2 separate regions of the Homo sapiens genome follow, and region 1 is linked to region 2. A link is an interaction called in ENCODE POLR2A ChIA-PET data of the cell type or tissue named here. Cell type or tissue: PC-3. All regions are shown on one strand. Each heading gives the region's core, and the rest is flanking DNA. Links, peaks and the distances in the headings are about the cores only. Region 1 overlaps NRBF2 (nuclear receptor binding factor 2). Region 2 overlaps LOC107984238 (a long non-coding RNA gene).

The links. Peaks named below come from ENCODE experiments on the same cell type or tissue, not always from the same donor. Only the 100,000 strongest peaks of a DNase experiment are listed, where the experiment ranks them.
Region 1: POLR2A ChIA-PET joins it to region 2 with 5 read pairs; 2 of 35 experiments call an interaction of 5 or more read pairs at or near these places.

The regions. Positions count from the first base shown.
Region 1 is chr10:63,137,605-63,141,996 of GRCh38, forward strand. All of the region lies in intron 1 of NRBF2 (nuclear receptor binding factor 2), which reads left to right. Among named protein-coding and RNA genes, the nearest start is that of NRBF2, 6.5 kb to the left of the region's middle. In PC-3, for the core only: no CTCF peak of the experiment used is centred there; a DNase peak (open chromatin) is centred at 2,677.
Region 2 is chr10:63,690,381-63,694,772 of GRCh38, forward strand. All of the region lies in intron 2 of LOC107984238 (a long non-coding RNA gene), which reads right to left. Among named protein-coding and RNA genes, the nearest start is that of REEP3, 170 kb to the left of the region's middle. In PC-3, for the core only: no CTCF peak of the experiment used is centred there; no DNase peak of the experiment used is centred there.

The DNA of each region.
Region 1 (4,392 bases), core at 288-4,287, 550 kb before region 2:
CTCACATCACATGAGGTAGTTAATGAAGCCTCTTACTTTCCAGCTTCTGTAAGAAAAGTAGTCAGATATCATGGTCCAAGGAATGGCCTTATGCATACCTGGAGTCCTTATACCTATCCCATTTTAATTATATTGGCTTTAAAATCTTCAAGGTAAAAAGAGGCAATTTGAACCCCTTCTTTGTTGCCCTGAAAAATTCCAAGGAAAATTTCTTTGTCACAAGCTGAGCTAGGCATAATGAAAGCACTCTGGAAAAAGGAGGTAGAGAGTACTAAGAGATATCCAGCAATTATTGCTAAGTGGTAGGATTGGCATCGGGCACGTTATGTATATTTTTTATCTTTTCCTCTTAATAGCTAAATATGAGATATTCCCCCTATTTTAAAGATGAAGACTTTGAAATGCAGGGTAAGTGGTGATAGTAGGATATGAAGGCAAGATTGGGCTGGGCACAGTGGCTCATGCCTGTAATCCCAGCACTTTGGGAGACTGAGGTGGGTAGGTCACCGAGACCAGCCTGGCCAACAAGATGAAACCCTGTCTGTACTAAAAACAAAAATTAGCCAGGTGTGGTGGTGGGTGCCTGTAATCCCAGCTACTTGGGAGGCTGAGGCAGGAGAATCGCTTGAATCCAGGAGGTGGAGGTTGCAGTGAGCCAAGGTCACGCCCTTGCACTCCAGCCTGGGTGACAGAGTGAAACTCCGTATCAAAAAACAAAACAAAACAAAAATTAGCCAGGTGTGGTGGCACATGCCTATAATCCCAGCTACTTGGGAAGCTGAGACAGGAGAATCGCTTGAACCTGGGAGGTGAAGATAGTGGTAAGCCAAGCTCACGCCACTGCACTGCAGCCTGAGCGACTGAGCGAGACCTTGTCGCAAAAAAAAAAAAAAAAATTGGGAGGCCAAGGCGGGCAGATCACGAGGTCAGGAGATCGAGACCATTCTAGCTAACACGGTGAAACCCCGTCTCTACTAAAAATACAAAAAATTAGCCAGGTGCAGTGGCGGGCGCCTGTAGTCCCAGGTACTCGGGAGGCTGAGGCAGGAGAATGGCCTGAACCCGGGAGGCAGAGCTTGCAGTGAGCCAAGATCGCACCACTGCACTCCAGCCTGGGCGACAGAGCGAGACTCTGTCTCAAAAAAAAAAAAAAAGTCTTTCCTGGAATTCTCCAACACTTGAGCGCTTATCTTCAGTATAATTGCGTTATATTACTTAGTCAATTCAGTGCTTATTGATTTGAGATAACTGTTTGCTACTTGTTTGTAGGAGACGCACATTGATTGGGAAAGGGGGAGTGAGTGAGGTTTCTCTTTCAACTGAAGACCCTACCATAAGGTCAGGTGTATGTTAGATTTTCCTCTGCTGCCTTTTCAGTGCTGTGTTCATATGGTGTTCCTTTTCTTTTTTTCTTTTTCGTTTTGAGACAGAGTATCACTCTGTTGCCCAGGCTGGAGTGCAATGGCGTAATCTCAGCTCACCACAACCTCCGCCTCCGGGGTTCAAGCGATTCTCCTGCCTCAGCCTTCCTTGTAGCTGGGACCACAGGCGCGTGCCATCATGCCTGGCTAATTTTTGTATTTTTAGCGTAGATGGGGTTTCTCCACGTTGGTCTGGCTGGTCTCGAACTCTTGCCCTCGTGATCTGCCCACCTTGGCCTCCCAAACCAAAGTGCCTGGATTACAGGCGTGAGCCACCACGCCTGGCCTGGTGTTCCTTTTCTTTTCATCTTTACTTAACAGCTTTCCCCAAGGACACAGAAAAAAATAATAGAAAGTAATACTGTTTTCTTTTGGGAAAGAGGGTAGTATTGAACATGTATTTTTGAAGCAGTTAGCATGTGGAAGTAAAAGGTACTTGTCAGTGATGGCAGTCACTTAGTAACCTAGTTGTTGTAGTTAGGATTTTTGTTGGTTGTAGTTGATGAAAACCCACTTGAAATTAGCTTAAGCCAAAAGAGATAATTTACTGGACTCCAAAGAAAGGTGCAGGAAGGGCAGGGGTATAATGTAGCTTGGTTTATGACCGTATAGAGCCTGTCAGTCCGACTTAATCAGACTCTCCCTCTCTTTTTTTGCCTTTTCAGGCTTGTCTGCTTCACTCCTCCTTTCTGCAGACCTATATTTCCACCTGGCTAGCCTCTGAATGTCACATTAATTAGACTTTCTTCATATTGTCTGCTCCTAAGTTTGAAAATCTGGAGAAGGGATTCTTTAGGTATCCAGACGACAAGGTAATACAACAATGTGGGCCTGGTATGGTAGCTCACACCTGTAATCCTAGCACTTTGAGAGGCCGAGGCAGGTGGACTGCTTGAGCCCGGGAGTTCAAGACCAGCCTAGGCAACATAGTGAAAACCGGTCTCTACCAAAAGAAAAAAAAAAATAGCTGAGCATGGTGGCACATGTCTGTGGTTCCAGCTACTTGAGAGGCTGAGATAGGAGGATCACTTGAGCCCAGGAGGTTGTGGCTGCAGTGAGCCGTTATCATGCCACTGCATTCCAGCCTCTGGGTGACAGAATGAGACCCCATCTCAAAAAAAACAGCAAGGAAATCATAAGGAAGAGAAAATATAGTTCTATACTATAGTTATCAATACCATAAGTTTATGTCAGCTGTTTACAAAACGAATCATCTGTCAGAAATGATGGGCAACCACAGCTGTAGACCTCAATCTAACGTAACCCATCAAGCAATTAAAAAAGAATGTGGGAAGTCCCACAGAATCATATGGATTGCCTAGGAAGTACACAGAGGTGGGACTGCTTTATTGTGAATTTCTTTGAATTACCAGAGAAACATGTTTATGGACTTACTACCCTTTTCTTTTTGAGACAGTATCTTCCTCTGTCCCACAGACTAGAGTGCAGTGGCGTAATCACGGCTCACCGTAGCCTCAACCTCCTGAGCTTCTGATCCTCCTACCAGTCCCTCCTGTAGCTGGGACTACAGGTGTGCACCACTACACCCAGCTAATTTTTCTATTTTTTGTAGAGATGGGGTCTCACTATGTTGCCTATGCTGGTCTCAAGCAGCCCTCCCACCTCGGCCTCACAGAGCGCTGGGATTATAGGCATGAACCTCCGTGCCCAGCCTATTACTTTTTTTTTTTTTGAGATGGAGTCTCACTCTGTCACCCAGGCTGGAGTGCAGTGGCGCAATCTCGGCTCACCACAACCTCTGCCTCCCAGGTTCAAGCGATTCTCCTGCCTCAGCCTCCCGAGTAGCTGGGACTACAGGTGGGCGCCACCATGTCTGGCTAATTTTTGTATTTTTTGTAGACATGAAGTTTCACTATGTTGGCCAGGCTGGTCTCAAACTCCTGACCTCGTGATCTGCCTGCCTCGGCCTCCCAAAGTGCTGGGATTATAGACGTGAGCCTCCGCTCCTGGCCTCAGCCTAGTGCTTTTAATGGCTGTGATTCTACCAAGAACAGTATTTAAAGAGAGACTAGTTTTAATATGTGTAAACTGTAAAAGTTGTTTTAAAAATGAGAAGCACCACCAAGATAGGTTTTCTGTAAAATCTTCAGTTTATAAAAAATGCAATTTAGCTGGGCATGGTGGCTCATGCCTATAATTCCAGCACTTTGGGTGAGTGAGGGAGGAAGATTGCTTGAGCCCAGGAGTTTGAGACCAGCCTGGGCAAGATATCAAGACCCCACCTCTACAAAAAATAAAAGTTAGCTGGATGTGGTGCCGTGTGACTGTATTTCCAGCTACTCAGGAGGCTGAGGTGGCAGGATTGCTGGAGCCCAGGATATTGAGGCTGCAGTGAGCTATGATTGCACCACTCCACTCCAGCCTGGGCAACAGAGCAAAACCCTGTCTCAAAAGTAATTAAGATGAAAATTTTTTTAAAATGCAATTCAGTCTAGACCCAACTATATTGTCAACTTCTTGATGGCAGGTACTTCCATCACTTCTATTGTCTTTTGTAGTACTTAACGAGGGCTATATCGAGTATGTACCAGTACCAGGCACCATTCTAAGCACTGTGATGTTTCAACTAGTTTAATTTTCACAAACTCTTTTGTTTTTGGTGCCATCAAATTTACATAAGCAGACAATAACTTTCATTTTAGAGATGAGAAAACTGAGGCAGATAATTGGGAAAGCCGGGCTTATGTGTCTCATATGTGGTCAAACTGAGATTTGAACGTTGGCAGTCGAGCTCTATAACGAGTTTGCTGTGTGTCTGATAAGAACATAGTAGGAAATGTACTTAAAATACGAAATTTGATTGCTCTGGTGCCAAATAACCTAGAGGAGATGGTGTGTTTTTGTTGAGCTCAGTAATAATCTGAAACTATAATGAGATTTAACTCCTAAATTGGCAGACTGGTTAGAGATTGGACTCTACATGGGGATGTTTTAAGGGAGCTGGGAGAGC
Region 2 (4,392 bases), core at 256-4,255:
TATGCTCAGAGTGGAGAAAACTAGTCCTGGTCCTGTCCCTATTAGTTATGTCCTGAAATTTGATGATTTTTCTCCTTTGGCTGCAAGCTACAAAATTCTTAACTCCTTGCAATGTAGGATCTTTGGCTATGAAATGAAAGTGTTACACCTAGGACTCTGAAACAGTCCGTGACTTTTATTTTATTTTATTTTATTTTTACAGAGGACTAATATATGGGAATGTTTATCCCAGTATTATTCATAGCGGTGGTAGGGGTGCTGGTGGTGGAAGTAGCCTAGTGAACCATACCAGGAGAATGGCTAGGTAATTTGTGTTGGATGGTTACCATGGGGTGTCATTCAACTATTAGAAGCACCAAACTGGATGCACATATTGCAAAGTAGACAGATCTTAAAAACATATGATATAGTGAAAGAAATAGGAACAATTGGTTCTATGGTACAATGTCATTAACATAAATTTAGAACATGCATTTTAACACAAAGTAACAGTATGCACTTCACAAGGATAACTGGTTATTTAAATACATATATCAAAGACATCAAGTGCTACAGTTGGGGCTGGAGATAAAGGAAGAAAGGGGATGGTGATGAAAAGAAGGACCTTGCATGAACCAATAAATATAGGGTGCCATAAAATAAAAGATATGATTAATTCCATCCTGTGCACTTGAGGTTAAAATTTCTTTCTTTCTTTCTTTTTCCTTCCTTCCTTCCTTCCTTCCTTCCTTCCTTCCTTCCTTCCTTCCTTCCTTTCTTTCTTTCGACTGAGTCTCACTCTGTCACCAGGCTGGAGTGCAGTGGGGCAATCTCGGCTCACTGAAACCTCCACCTCCCAGGTTCAAGCAATTCTCCTGCCTCAGCCTCCTGAGTAGCTGGGACTACAGGCATGTGCCACCATGCCCAGCTAATTTTTGTATTTTTAGTAGAAACAGGGTTTCACCATGTTGGCCAGGATGGTCTCGATCTCTTGACCTCATGATCCGCCTGCCTGGGCCTCCCAAAGTGCTGGAATTACAGGTGTGAGCCACTGCACCTGGCCCGAGGTTAAAATTTCAAAGTTGCTTGATCACTCAAGAATGACCATGGGCCAGGCGTGGTGGTGTATGCCTGTAATCAAAGCACTTTGGGAGGTTGAGGCAGGCGAATCACTTGAATCCAGGAGTTCAAGACCAGTCTGGGCAATGTGTCCAAACTGTCTCTACAAAAAATACAAAAATTAGCCAGGTGTGGTGGCACGAGTGCCTGTAGTCCCAGCTACTTGGGAGGCTGAGGTAGGAGGATCTCTTGAGCCTGGGAGATCGAGGCTGCAGTGAGCTGTGATTGTGACACTGTACTTCAGCCTGGGTGACAGAGCGAGAACCTGTCTCAAAAAAAAAAATGGCTATGATTTTGTATTGAGTCAAAATGAAAAATGTAGACTGAGAATAGTATGAAATATAAACCAAGAAATATATCAAGTATAAAACAATTTTTAAAAATTGATACAATAAGAGGAGGCAGATTTCATATCACTTCAACATTACTGATAAAATGGCTGGGCACAGTGGCTCACGCCTGTAATCCCAGCACTTTGGGAGGCTGAGGTGGGCAGATTGCTTGAGGCCAGGAGTTCAAGACCAACCTGGTAAACATGGTGAAACCCCGTCTCTACTAAAAATACAAAAATTAGCCAGGCTGTGGTGGCATATGCCTGTAATCCCAGCTACTTGGGAGGCTGAGGCATGAGAATCGCTTGAACCCAGGAGGTGGAGGTTGCAGCGAGTGGAGATTGCACCACTGCACTCCAGCCTGGGCGACAGAGCGAGACTCCATCTCAAAAAAAAATAAGAATAAAAATAAAATAAAAATTACTGATAAAATAAAGAGACATAAATTTAAGGAAGCAATTAGAACATATGTGTTAGAACCAGTTCCTCAATTCATATGTGTGAACATGGGTCACATTTGAGTCTTGAAGAGCTTACAGGAAATCCACATGTGATAATAATGAAAGGTTAAATGTTCTCAGCATTGAACACTCACTAGCTTCATCATTTCTGTAGTCTTTCCTTCCTCCAGCCAGATTATTTTTGGCTTTACTTTCTCTGGCCAGGACTGGGCTTCCTCTTCCTTTGGCTGTTGTCTTGGCTGCACATTATTGATATTTCTTTTAAAGAAGTAAATAATTCCTTCTTTGGCCACACACAATATAAACTCAATCTCTCTCTCCCTCTCTCTCTTTCTCTCTCTCTCTCCCTCTCTTTCTATCTCTCTCTCCCTCTCTCTTACACACACACACACACGCACACACACACACACACAGAGAGCTACTCCTAAAACTTCAAATAAAGCCAACCCTACAATTAGTGGTTTAGGAATGAAATTTCATACAGGGGTAAAAAGGGTGGTGTAAATCTGATGATATGAACAAAATGTTCCAGAGAATTTCAAGTAGTTATTTACTCCATAAATAAAGAGATGGCAAGAGCCGAACTTTTTTCATATTCTTTATCAATTCTCTACTTCCATAGCCCAAATCTAAGCATTTAAATTATATTACTATATAGGGTGGATTTAATATTTTATCTGATAATCATAAATCTCATTACAAGGAAGGGATTGAGTTTTAAGCAACTTTTTCTGTGACTACAACTTAATTATTTTTCTTCTTTGGTTGTGAGATTTTTGCCTTGATGTTTAGAGACTGAAAAGATACCTGAAAATGTGGAAGCAACTTTGGAACTGGGTAACAGGCAGAGGTTGCAACAGTTTGGAGGGCTCAGAAGAAGATAGGAAAGTGTGGGAAAGTTTGGAACTTCTTAGAGACTTGTTGAATGGCTTGCCCAAAATGCTGATAGTGATAAGGACAATAAAGTCCAGGCTGAAGTGACTCAGATGGAGATGAGGAACTTGTCGGGAACTGGAGCAAAGGTGCCTCTTGTTATGTTTTAGCAGAGAGACTGGTGGCATTTTGCCCCTGCCCTAGAGATCTACAGAACTTTGAACTTGAGAGAGATGATTTAGGGTATCTAGTGGAAGAAATTTCTAAGCAGCAAAGCATTCAAGATATGACTTGGGTGCTGTTAAAGGCATTCAGTTTTATAAGGGAAGCAGAACATAAAAGTTCAGAAAATTTGCAGCCAGACAATTCAATAGAAAAGAAAATCCCATTTTCTGAGGCAATATTTAAGCCAGCTGCAGAAATTTGCATAAGTAATGAGGAGGTGAATGTTAATCCCCAAGACAATGGGGAAAATGTATCCAGGCTATGTCAGAGGTCTTCATGACAGCCCCTCCCATCACAGGCCCAGAGGCCTAGGAGGAAAAAGTTATTTTGTGGGCCAGGCCCAGAGTCCCCATGCTGTATGCAGCCTAGGGACTTGGTGCTCTGCATCCCAGCCACTCCAGCCATGGCTGAAAGGGGCCAATGTAGAGCTCAAGCCATGGCTTCAGAGGGTGCAAGCCTCAAGCCTTGGCAGCTTCCACATGATGTTGGGCCTGCCAGTGCACAGAAGTCAAGAATTAGGGTTTGGGAACCTCTGCCTAGATTTCAGAGGATGTGTGGAAACACCTCGATGTCCAGGAAGAAGTTTGCTGAAGAGGCAGGGCCCTCATGGAGAACCTCTGCTAGGGCAGTGCAGAAGAGAAATGTGGGGTTGGAGCCAACACAGAGTCCCTCCTGGGGCACTGCCTAGTGGAGCTGTAAGAAGAGGACCACTGTCCTCCAGACCCTAGAATAGTAGATCCACTGACAGCTTGCACCATGTGTCTGGAAAAGCCACAGACACTCAGTGCCAACCCATGAAAGCAGCCGGGAGGGAGGCTGTACTCTGCAAAGCCACAAGGGCAGAGCTGCACAAGGCCATGGGAACCCACCTCTTGCATCAGCATGACCTGGATGTGAGACATGGAGTCAAGGGAGATCATTTTGGAGCTTTAAGATTTGACTGCCCCGCCGGATTTTGGACTTGCGTGGGCCCTGTAGCCTTTTTGTTTTGGCCAATTTCTCCCAGTTGGAATAGCTGTATTTACCCAATGCCTGTACCCCCATTGTATCTAGGAAGTAACTAACTTGCTTTTGATTTTACAGACTCATAGGCGGAAGGGACTTGCCTTGTCTCAGATGAGACATTGGACTGTGGACTCTTGAGTTAATGCTGAAATGAGTTAAGACTTTGGGGGACTGTGGGGAAGGCATGATTAGTTTTGAAATGTAAGGATATGAGATTTGGGAGGGGCCAGGGATGGAATAATATGGTTTGACTCTGTCCCCACCCAAATCTCATCTTGAATTGTAACTCCCACAATTCCCACATGTCATGGGAGGAACCCAGTGGGAGGTGATTGAATTTTGGGGGTGAGTCTTTCTTGTGCTGTTATCATGGTAGTGAATGAGTCTCACAAGATCTG